Linked DNA regions of Homo sapiens: all the other regions are linked to region 2. Evidence: read pairs that join two places in POLR2A ChIA-PET (ENCODE). Cell type or tissue: PC-9. All regions are shown on one strand.

Region 1 (4,000 bases), 180 kb after region 2:
GCGAATCATAAGGACAGCACAGACTCAAGGGATAAGAAAGGAGATTCCATCTCTTGATGAGAAGAGCTGCAAAGGCCATATTTAATCAGTCACAGGAGTCTAATGCTACAAAGTAGTTTTTTAAAAAGATGACTAGATTGGCAAGTTCAAGGTTAATCTTTTTATTTGTTTTATTTATATATCACTTAGCTGGTATTCAGTAAAAGCTTGCTTTGTAAAATTTAGTTAATATCTTTTTGGTTCAGCACAGACATTGCATCATCTTAGCAGCTCTTTTTCAAACAGATTTGAAGCTGCTTCAAATAACAATCTGGTTTATAAAATGAAAATAGAAAATTATGATCTTAGAATGAAGAAGTGAATTTCTAAGCCATGATAATTATTACGGTTGCTGTGATTAGACAGACTTTTCTGTGGAGCTTCCTGACAACCAAGAAAAAAGGGGAAATCAAGGAACTGTTCTTATCAGAAAGTAGGAACCCAGCAATTCTTTCATTTTCTCATTGGGAACTTAATAGTCACTGAATTACAAAGTAGACAGTGACCTTGATTATACAACATATGCGGAAGTGTTTCCTGTAACTTACGTGAGTATTTTATCAAATACTTATATATTTGATAAAAGCTAAGTACATAAAGCATAACTCAGTAGATAGAATTCTCTAGTAGTAAGCTAAAGTGCTTCAAGTATTAGTTGTCATATTAATCCAAGAGAAAATTAGATCTGAGACTACCTCGAGGAGTAAACGAACAACTTCTTTAAACCAATACTAGTCAAAATGCAGTCCACGGACCAATGCTGGTTCATGCCCTATTTGATCCAAGTCCACATTAAGTACAGAAATGAAGAGTAAGCATTTAGAAACTTGGGGCAATTTGACATTGCCTCAACATCCAAGTTTCAGTGTCCTTTATAAACTATTGATCCATGACAGATCATGAAACTTTCTAAAAATTGATCCTTTTATCACATAGTCTTTCAAAATATTATTTGCTTCTTTGAAGCTTTGGATAGAAACTTGATAATGTGAAGTTCTCTGCTATGTGGACCTGGTGTGCTTATCTTCTTTGTTGCTGATTTGAGAGCTGAGCTATGTACTATATCTGGAATGCACACAGCAGGCATCCTGCTGCGCAGTTCTGTGTCTAGTTAATAGTATGGAAGTTCAGGACATACCTCCAAAAAAAAAAAAAAGCTAGGATTTTCCTCAGAAAGAATGCAGTATTTTATGTCTTAATATTTGTGGTTAATTTTGTTACTACAGACTATTCTTGTTCAGTCCTGGTATCCAATCACAGTGGCCACAAATTCTAGAGAGCAGAAGAAAATATTGGCCAAATATTTGTTAGAAACTTCTGGTAACTTAGATGGTCTGGAATACAAGTTACATGATTTTGGCTACAGAGGAGTCTCTTCCCAAGAGGTAAGTAACTGAAACCAACCTCATTTAATATAATGTGGATTGTTGGTTAGAGTACCACTGTAAACTTTTGGGGACGTTATTGAGATTGATCTTGGTTCTAAAATTCCAAAGATTCAACCAACAGATACATATTCAGTACCTACTACTGTGTTCAGGGTACATGGGATATGTCCTTCAACAGATGTCCCTGTCCTTTATATATTAGATGGATGGACAGATGGATAGCCAGAAACAGACATAATATATCAGATGTGAAATAATGCCATAAAGAAGCTCAAGGCAGGGTAAGGGAAGAGAGAGTGATGAAAAGTGGGGGTGGGACACTGTTAAATAGGTCTCTTTGAGGAGATAATAGTTGATTTTTTAAAATATTTAGGAAAAACTGAATCTTTGTCATTAGGAACTGTTATGTCTGACAATAAATACTTTCCTAAGAGAAAGACAATTCTTATGGGAGCTATGCTATATTCCTTAAATGTGGTTGGCTGCATCCTGGTATTATTAATGTGGGTTTCTTTCTGTTTTGGATTTTGGTTTATGATTGATTTTCCAGACTGCTGGCATAGGAGCATCTGCTCACTTGGTTAACTTCAAAGGAACAGATACAGTAGCAGGACTTGCTCTAATTAAAAAATATTATGGAACGAAAGATCCTGTTCCAGGCTATTCTGTTCCAGCAGCAGAACACAGGTAAAAAATTCTGTTCATTTTTTAAAACTACTAATTTTTTCACTCTTGTATTTGTAACTCAGTGACATTTTACCTAACTGCAGAGCCAGGTACCTACAGTACATCTTCATGAACTTGAGCAACACAAATTCAGTATTTATACAAAAGTATAAACATTAGTCTTAGAGAGGCAGAGAAATTTTATCCATGCTAGAAGAAACAGTTTAAGAGCTTTTTTCCAATACTTATATTGCCATAGAAGTTTTCTTTTAAGGAATTTTTTTTCAATTACTGTATTGTCATATGTAGGTAGATTTTATTCATTAAATTTAGAAGCACTCACTGTAAGTACCAGCCACTTTTTGCCTTTTCCCTGTCCTCCTACATGACCTTATCTATATTTGCCCTAGAAATTGTCATCTGTACTGTACCTTCAGTTGTAGATGAGAAAGCAGGACCTGTTGAGGAAAGAAAGGGTGTTCAGATTCTTTTTACGCTTCCTTGTCTGCTTTCAGTAAACTATCTCCAGTTACCCAAGAAAGAAATTACAATCTAAACTGCAGCTGCTCTGGTCCTAGAGCTAACTTTATTAAAAGTAAATCAGGTTGTTTTTTTTTTTTTTTTTTTTTTTTTTTTTTTTTTTTGAGACGGAGTCTCGCTCTGTCGCCCAGGCTGGAGTGCAGTGGCGGGATCTCGGCTCACTGCAAGCTCCGCCTCCCAGGTTCACGCCATTCTCCTGCCTCAGCCTCCCAAGTAGCTGGGACTACAGGCGCCCGCCACTACGCCCGGCTAATTTTTTGTATTTTTAGTAGAGACGGGGTTTCACCGTTTTAGTCAGGATGGTCTCGATCTCCTGACCTCGTGATCCGCCTGCCTCGGCCTCCCAAAGTGCTGGGATTACAGGCGTGAGCCACCGCGCCCGGCGTAAATCAGGTTTTTTAAATGTTTGCCAAACCTTATCACTGACTTTTATAACAAAATTATTTACTATAATCATTAGGGAATATTTAAGTTCTGCTAATACTTAAAATTGCAGAGTGCTAAAACCAGCAGTGAGTTTAGAATCAAGCTAAGCTTTATTGTTGCTACTATTTGAGGCATATTAGTTGACTGGTGTTCATATGCAAGGCAGTCTACTGGGTGCAACAAGGGTTAGAAGGATATTTTTAAAAAACTGACCCTATTCTCAGGATGAAAATAATACACTAGTAATAGTCTGCTCTGTTGGTTAACTCCTCGTAAGGAGGTACAATTAAAATGCTGTAGTGTTGCAAGGGAAGGAGAGGAAGAATCATATTCCTTCACTAGCAGGATCAAGAAAGCTTTTATAGAAATATACAAAATCTTCACTTCTTGAAGGATTGGTAAAATTTAATAGCCAACATTGGGCACTTATTCATTCTCTGAGTAAATATTTATTGCATGCTTATCTTGTATCAAGCATTGTGATGAAAGCACAAGAATGAAAGAGGAGGGAGAATGTTTAGAGAATAAGGGCTGAAACACAGATTTTGTAGGGAGCGTAGGGGAGACTGAGAAGACAGGTTCAGGTTAGTAAGGGCGCTCATATTTTGACACTGAATGTTAACTATGTGCACATCATGCTAGCTATTCTAAATCAGGCATTTTCAAATGGAAGCAGGCACTGACATTTTTGAGCAAAGACGTGATGTTATGAGATAAATATCTTAGGGGACTTTTTTATATTTTTATAGCAGGATATCTATCCTATGGATTGAAAAAAGGAAAAATCAGAAGGTAGTCTTTATAGGAAGCTATTCCAGCAGTCTTAAGGTAATGAAGTCCAGACCAAGGTGCTAAATAAATGGAAAGAAATAGGTAAACATGAGCAATGGCTTGGGAGATAAAATTGCTCAAAGTTGGTAATTTGAGTTGGGACTCAGTAG
Region 2 (4,000 bases):
AAAGATGATGAAAGACCTTTCCCAAAACAAACTCCCTTCTTTCCTGGGGACTAGACTGCCTTTGTAGGACTAACAAATTAGCCAAAAGATTAGAAATTATCCTCCCCAAATTGCTCCTGGGGATAACATCACCATTGTAAAGCCTAAGATCAGTGCTTGAGATATTTTTCAGACCCTGCACTTGATGGATCAGCTGGCACCACCCAGATGGATAAACTGGCTCGTCTGACCTTGTGGCCCCTACCCAGGAACTGACTTAGTGCAAGACAGCTTTCACTCCTTTTGATTTCATCTCCCACCCAAACATTCAGCACTCTTGACTCACTGTCTCCCCATATCCCAACTCACCACCAAATTATCCATAAAAATTATGAAACCCAAATGCCCAGGGAGACTTATTTGAGTTATAATAAACCTCCTGTTTCCTGCACAGTTGGCTCAGGGCGAATTACTCCTTCTCTACTGTAATTCTCCTGTCTTGATAAATTGACTCTGTCTAGACAGTGGACAAGGTGAACCCACGGAGCAGGTACATGTCTGTCTTTCCCATTAAATGTAATCTTTTTGAATGTTCAGGGAATGGAATGAATGGTTCGTAGGATATTATTTTCCAAATAAATGATTAGAAAACATCAAGAGAGGAGCTATAGTGTCTCACTGGTGCACAGGCCAGTCACCCACAAGGCTGTAAGGGAATGCATGGGAAACAATGGCTTTGGGTGTGGAAAGTCTTTGGTTGGACAAATACAAATGGTTACTTACCATTGTGATTTTAATAGAAGTAAACATCAAAAACTAAAAATGAACAAACTATTAACCTCTTTAGTGGGTTAATGATCTCACTGTGAATAATCCAGGCACTCAGTTTTTCATTTTTGTTGTTCATTTTAACAAAACATATCTGGAGCATGGAGTAAAACTATTTGATACCTAACTCTGCCACTTTCAACTTGTGTGACTTTGGCCAAGAGATGCAACATCTCTGAACCTTGGTGTCATCATCTGAAAAATGGAGGTAATGCTTGCCTTGCTTACCACAGTGGGGAAGTTGCAAGGCCCAACATGAGAAACACGTTTTTAAAAGTACTCTATTAAGTATTCAGTGTCATACCAATAGATGGTGGTTTTATTTTTATTATGTATTTTTAAGAGCATAATTTATTGGCTTGCTAGTACCACCACCAGGAGGAAATGGAAAATAAAATAAAATAAAGGAGATGGAATTAAAATATCTACTTGATAGTCCACCTTGATGAGAGAAGATTGAAATTATGGTCTCCAGTGAGATGCTAGGATTGTCAGTGGCTTTCATTGCTCTTCCAAATGTATTCTAAGTAAAGCAAAAACAGAAGATGAATTACTAAACTGTGGAAGCACAAAGACTTTGTGTTAAGTTATGTAAGATCAGCCACAGAGAGAGAAATGACATGTAAAACCAGGCCACTGTACTGTATCCTCAAGCTAACTTCACCTTCTCTAAATAAGTGTCACCACCTCTAGAAATTCATTTTTATTCTATGGAAAATGTAAGTAGGGTATCCATTTGTTCATTCGGTGTTGGGTAGTTACATGTTACCATGCCCGTCATTTTATGAGTAGGTTTGTAGATGTCAAATTGGTGATACAACTCATTTCCTCTAGATAAAGAGCTTGCCCCACCCTTTCTCCTGAGCAGTGCCTACAGTTAAGACAGAGATGAAAGATGGTTTGGATCAAGGTACTTTGGGATGGAGCCTTCATACTCAGCCCCTCCAGAAGGGAATCCACAGGCAAAGAGCTCCAAGGACCTTGAGAGTCGGCCAAGTGGGGAGATGAGTCCCTGGCTCCCCAGGCATAACACAGAAGTGGCATGGGCGGTTCCTTCCACTTCAGTCTTTGGCAAAATTCTGCCGATTCATCCTCACACAGCAGAATTCTTACCTGGTTCTGGGAACAGCCAGATTACTGAGGGAGAAGAAGCTGGGTAGAAGGCTGAGCAGAGCTCCTAGCCTCTGGGTGGCCAGTGGTCAGGGCTAGGACCTGAATACAGGCGTTGTTCACCCTGTATTCCTCCCCCACCTTATAACATGACAGGAGCATGGAGCCACTTGGCTGCAAAATAGTGTTAGATTAAGTTTAGCCTAAAGCTGCCTTCTTACATATTTTACGTTTGGCCTAAAGGTTTCTCTGTACACAGTGAACTGAACCCAACTGGATGTGCAAACAGACTGTAACCTGCTCTTGTGCCAGTCACTAAGTTTCTGCCAATCACAGGCAGCCAACTGTTCAAACAGGTTCAAATAAGGCAAATGCTGAGCTGTAACCAATCTGGCTGTTTTTTCTGTATTTCAGTTTCCTTTTTCTGTCCATAGATCTTCTTCCACCATGTGGCACCCCCAGAACCTCTCTGAACTATTCTCATCTGGGGATTGCCCAATTTGTGAATTGTTCTTTGCTCAATTAAATGATGTTAAATTTAATTTGCCTAAGGTTTTTATTTTAACAATAGTGGTAGGGGACTCGGGGGGGAGGTAATCCACTGGTCTTGTAACATTTTTCAGTGTTAGTTCATCCCCACTGAGAAATATGTTTTGTCCAATAGGTTCTTCAGAGAGAAAGGGGTCCCCAGGAGTTAAATATGAATGTAGTTTGCAGCTTCTTAGCAGGTTCCAGGAAAAAAATAACACCCAGCTATTCAAGGGAAAACTTGGATCTTGCCCCTCACCAAGGTGGCCAATTCCCTGGGGATTTCTGACATCAGAAGCTGCTTCCTGGGGGGACTCCAGCCTGGAGAGGGAGGTGCCTCTTACTATGGATGCAACATGACATCTATGCTAATGCTGTGTCATTTGTTTCTTGGTTTTATTTTTCTCCAGTAATAAAGCATGAATCTGAGCTATATAAAGAGAAGGGGGAGCTGCAGATTCCCAGCAGCTATGAGTTACTCAGCATCAACCTTACCCCTCCTGCAAGGCTTCTCATCCACATCACAGTTGATCCACCTTGAGCTCTCCTATCCGGTGTTTCCTCTTTCCTGGACTATGATCCATAAGGACTGGGTCCATCTTGAGTAGTTGTGACCCTCAATGGCCAACATAGTGGAAACTCAACATACATTTATGGTATGGGCAAATGAGTGAGTGAATATATGCATGGATGAATTTCTACTACTTATAATGGTCTATTGTAATTGCCCATTTTCTTTTCTGTTTTCCCCAACTCAACTGGGCATTCTGTTAGGCAGAAACTGTGTCTGCTTTCTTCACCAGTACTATGCATCCCAGTGCAAGGGGTAGTGCCAGATCAGTAAGTATTTAAAATATGGAAGGAAAGGAGGGACTGGGGGAATGTTGATCCTCTAAAAGCTTGTCATCTAGTTGGGGAGGCCAGATTAGCACATATGAAATAATCTGAGAATGAGAAGCAACTAAACTGATAGCTGTAACATTCTGAGATCTTAAGATACCCACAGAAGCTGAGTTGGTGTGAGCTGGAAATGGAGTGCCTGGGGACTGAAAGGCCACAAAGCTCTGTCTAGGAAAGGCTGGTAATGGGACCAACCATTCAGGCAGAATTTGGCTGGGACAGTATTGTGAATTTGAAGGTTTCTGAGGGAAGGGAAGTGTTGATAACTGATCTAAGGTGATTGGGCTTAGATTATACACACGGAGTGCTTAGAGGTGAATCGGAATTCTAGGTCCCTTCTTCCCCAAACTCACTATTGGGCTATGATGAAAGTGCAGGGGGGAGTTTGGCCTCACAGACAAGCCTGTCTTACAAGGCAGGACAACCATGGCCACACCTTTCCTGGTAAACACTTCCAGCTCTCTAATCTTTGGGTACTTGACAAGTGCATTGCATGAAAGGTTCACTCAAAATAGATGTAACAGCATTTTAGTGTCAGGAGAATATGTTAGACTTTTAGTTGAATCAGGAGACAGATCTCTCCGTTAAGTGATAAAATACAAACCCAAAGGGAGTCCTAGCCCAGGAATGTCCCTCACAAAGAGAGTTAGGCTAC
Region 3 (4,000 bases), 120 kb before region 2:
TCTCTTATAGGAAACCTGAGAACTGTCCTGACAGGTAGGACTGGGGAGAGGACAGGCAAGAGTGTGTGTGGGGGGGAGTGTGGGGCGGGGGGAGGAGGGCTACTTGCAACTTTATTGCGTTATCTCAGCACATCAGGAAATAGAGTTCAACCAAGTTGGAAGGTCGGCCTTGGAAGACACTGAGTTCCTGACCCTGGAGGACAGGCTGTGTTCATTCAGGACCTGGAGGTTTTCAAACTCTCTCAATGCCCTGCTGCTGCATTTGAACTGTATACAAGTCCACTTCCTGTGTCTTTGAAGAGGAAATTTCTCATCTGCTATCAAGGGTGTTGCTAATAATTTAAAGATCGGGTTTTTTTTCTGCATTTTAGTCTGGCACATCTGGGACTCAAGTTTCAAGTGCTGAGTCTTGTAAGGACTGTTCTGCAGCCAAAAACCAGGAAAGGGGAAACAGAAGCAAAAAACCAATCACAAGTGAAAAAACTCAGCCAGCCTAATTAAATATTTGGAATCAAAAATTGTTGGCCACCTGGAAGGGGAAACACCCTTTTCATCCTGTCATTCATTTCTTAGCTAAATAATGGGTTCAATATACATAATTCCAAAACCAAAATTAGAATTTTTGGAAGACGCCCCCAATATTTAGGCATTTTATCTCCTGACCAGTTTGTCTTGGAAGGTATTCCAGGCCAGGAAATTCTAATGTATTTCTCTATGTTAAAAGACATATAGGAGATTTTTATTTATTGGTCAAGGTGGATACGTGGGAACACCTGCTTTAAAATGCTCAAGACTGGGATTATGACTCTGATCAAGTAAAACTCTAGAGCCTCAAGATCTGTTGAAATGGAGAAGATAAAAACTGCTGGGTCCCTGCTTGCCCTTCCCCACCCAAAATTTCTTGGCCCTGACCCTGATCCTCCTCCCTCAGACCACCTGTAGATGAAGGTGGAGTAGCCTTCCACTGAGACATCATGAGGCTCTCTGGCTGTCATAAGGAGGGCATCAACCGACTGTGGAAATATAGTTTTGTATTTCATCAGCATCATAGAATATCATCTCAAACTCACTGAGGGCCAACAGTGTTTATAGACTCAGTTATGAAGAATTCTGTTTTAAGGAGAATTACCTGAAAGAGATGTAATCCTGATACTTTAAAATTTATCTTTGGGTTTGTAGACCCTCAGCGAGCAGCCTACATGGGCCACTCAGTTCTGGCTCCCCACTGACTTACTGAGCCCAGCTTTGGCATTCTGCTATTTGCACACTTGGGTGGGGGGTGGGGGGAGTAGAAAGCTGTGCCAAGAAATGTGATGTTGTACTTACTCTAATTGTTATAAAGTTTTGGTGCCGCAAAAGAAATAGCACGCGAATATAAAATTTTATTTTTAATTCTCAGCAAGGCAAGTTACTTCTACAGAAGAGTGTGCCCTTACAGATGGAGCAATGATGAGCGCACACTTGGACAAGGGAAAGGAAGGGGTTCTTGTCCCTGATGGGCACGTGGCCCCTCTGCTGTGTCGTTCCTCTATTGGCTAGGGTTAGACAGCACAGGCTAAACTAATTCCGATTGGCTAACTTAAAGAGAGTGGCGGGGGTGAGTGGTTTGGCGGGAAAAATGGTTATGACAGAGCAGGTAATCAGAATGAGTCAGGGTGGAGAATGTAATCGGAAAAGGTTGCTTTATGAGGAAGTTTAAAAGTAGAAGACAAATAATTGAACATACTGACATATTCTTTGAAATTTAGAACTCATATCTAACATAAGCAGGCTTGGGGAAACCATTCACTACTGTTTTAGGGTTCCTCCGGCATGAACTGGAATCCCAGTATGTACTTTTATTTGCAGCAGACACTAGTTCCTGCAAATCCCAGGCCTTCAAGGGGACTGTAGAAGGTTTTGGCTAATACTCATACTTTGACCTTCCCTAAGGTAATGTGCAAGGTGGAAAAGGCTGGGAGCCTGTGCAGGTCACCTTGGGCTGTGCTGCTAGGTGGCCATTTTGCGCTGGGAAGGGACCCTGCTACTTGTTATTTTAGGCAGCAGATGGCTGTGACTCTGCAAATTTCCTCCAGGGGCTTCAATGGGGCCAATGCACTGTTTACAGTTTTAGAGCTTTAACTGACCCTTATCACTTAAGGACAGATGCTGTGCCCTGGAGCTATGGGATCTGGTCACTTTTACATAATTTGAATGTGCTCTGTAATCATCCAAGTACCGTTTTAAGCATTTAAATTCTTGCCAGCAATTAGGCTGCTGCTGAACATGGGAGATGATTGCATCACTTCACTAGTTTCAAACAGCACACTCAACCTTAGTATTTATTGCATCAGCTCAGGGCAACCTGCTCTTCCAATCAATTAAACTCCTTGTGCTTGAATATGCAATGCCTGCCAATCACACATTAAATCACCACCTCATGCTTATTTCACAATGAGCTTACTGAATGAAATGACTTCCCAAAACTTAATCAGTCCCCACCTCCGGCAAGCTGGCATTTAAAGAGATTTTCCAGTGTCTCTGGGAACAACCCTATTACATTTCTCCCTGAGGGTAAAATCTTCTCAGGTCTCCATTCCAGGAATAGCAATGCTGCTGCTGGTAGTTGCTGGCTTGTATTTGTCCCGGGACAGACACTATGAATGATGAAACTAATTGTGTTTACTGGTCCTCCCCCTGCCCCCCACCATCCATTTATTTTTGTAACACCAATAATGCATGTTTATTATGGAAAAAAACCATACAGCAAAGCAATGAAGAATAATTACCTAAATTCTCAACACCTCAAAATTACAATGGCTAAAATGTTGGTTACCCTTCCAGGCATTTGTGTTTCCTCTTTACAGTGGCTGCTAGAAATAGCCAGATACAAATCCCAGTATAAATGAGACTTTAATATAAAACAATGGGGAAAAGATGTATGATAGATGGCACTGGCCCAACTGGCTCTCCATTTGGAAGAAAATAAATATGGACTCCTTATGCCGCATGGAAAAATCCATTTCAGATTAAAATTTTAAATGTAAAAAATATAACAAGGTATTGTTTAAAAATCTGGCAGGCTATGTGTATATTCTAGGGGTGGGAGAGACCTTTTAAACTGTGACTAGAAGCTATAAAAGAAGGAAAGGAAAGACTTTTAAAATTATAAAGTCAACAGGTTAATACAAAATAAGAAAAGTACATTTGTAATGCAAGTGACAGTTTATGCCTATGATAAAAGCTCTTAAATTTGATGAGAAAAGGGCAAAATGATGAGATAAAGATGCACAAAGGATAAACACTTCACAGACATTGAAACGGCTAGCCCACATGCTCATATTCACTAGTGGTCAGAAAAAAGCAAATGGAAGTTAACAATAGAACACCATTTTACACTTAGACTGGAGAAAAGAGCTATAATATCATATGCTAGTGTTGGAGATAGGAATTGTGACATGCGTCCGTGTGAAGAGAGTCCATCAAACAGGCTTTGTGTGAGCAACAAGGCTGTTTTTTTCACCTGGGTGCAGGCGGGCTGAGTCTGAAAAAGGAGTCAGCAAAGGGTGGTGGGATTATCATTAGTTCTTATAGGTTTGGGATAGGCGGTGGAGTTAGGAGCAATTTTTGTGGGCAGGGGGTGGATCTTACAAAGTACATTCTCAAGGATGGGAAGAATATTACAAAGTACCTTCTTAAGGGTGGGGGAGAATATTACAAAGTACATTCTCGAGGGCGGCGGAATATCACAAAGTACGTTATCGCAAGGGCGGGGAGGGTGTATTGTCACAAAGTCAATTGATCAGTTAGGGTGGGGCAGGAACAGATCACAATGGTGGAATGTTATCTTTTGTGGATCTTCAGTTGCTTCAGGCCATCTGGATGTATATGTGCAGGTCACCGGGGATATGACGGCTTAGCTTGGGCTCAGAGTCCTGACAGGAATGTACTCTGATACTCTGCTGGTGAACTGTGATGTGCTAAAATCTTTTGGGAAATACATTTGACAATATCTATTAAA

What was found. ChIA-PET counts read pairs that join two places held together with the same protein. Peaks named below come from ENCODE experiments on the same cell type or tissue, not always from the same donor. Only the 100,000 strongest peaks of a DNase experiment are listed, where the experiment ranks them.
Region 1: POLR2A ChIA-PET joins it to region 2 with 6 read pairs; 2 of 35 experiments call an interaction of 5 or more read pairs at or near these places.
Region 3: POLR2A ChIA-PET joins it to region 2 with 5 read pairs; 2 of 35 experiments call an interaction of 5 or more read pairs at or near these places.

Annotation. Positions count from the first base shown.
Region 1 is chr7:106,266,578-106,270,577 of GRCh38, reverse strand. It overlaps NAMPT (nicotinamide phosphoribosyltransferase), which reads left to right. Exons shown (of 11, transcript NM_005746.3): 5 at 1,266-1,424; 6 at 1,978-2,114. Among named protein-coding and RNA genes, the nearest start is that of NAMPT, 16 kb to the left of the region's middle. In PC-9, no CTCF peak of the experiment used is centred here; no DNase peak of the experiment used is centred here; H3K27ac peaks cover 3,239 bases.
Region 2 is chr7:106,447,299-106,451,298 of GRCh38, reverse strand. No RefSeq gene overlaps it. Among named protein-coding and RNA genes, the nearest start is that of CTB-30L5.1, 150 kb to the left of the region's middle. RefSeq lists an enhancer at 1,200-2,399. In PC-9, no CTCF peak of the experiment used is centred here; DNase peaks (open chromatin) are centred at 1,918 and 2,170; H3K27ac peaks cover 3,235 bases.
Region 3 is chr7:106,567,273-106,571,272 of GRCh38, reverse strand. It overlaps CTB-30L5.1 (a long non-coding RNA gene), which reads left to right. Exons shown (of 4, transcript NR_187788.1): 4 at 129-1,362. Among named protein-coding and RNA genes, the nearest start is that of CTB-30L5.1, 30 kb to the left of the region's middle. RefSeq lists enhancers at 2,083-3,048, 3,049-4,000. In PC-9, no CTCF peak of the experiment used is centred here; a DNase peak (open chromatin) is centred at 2,412; H3K27ac peaks cover 2,802 bases.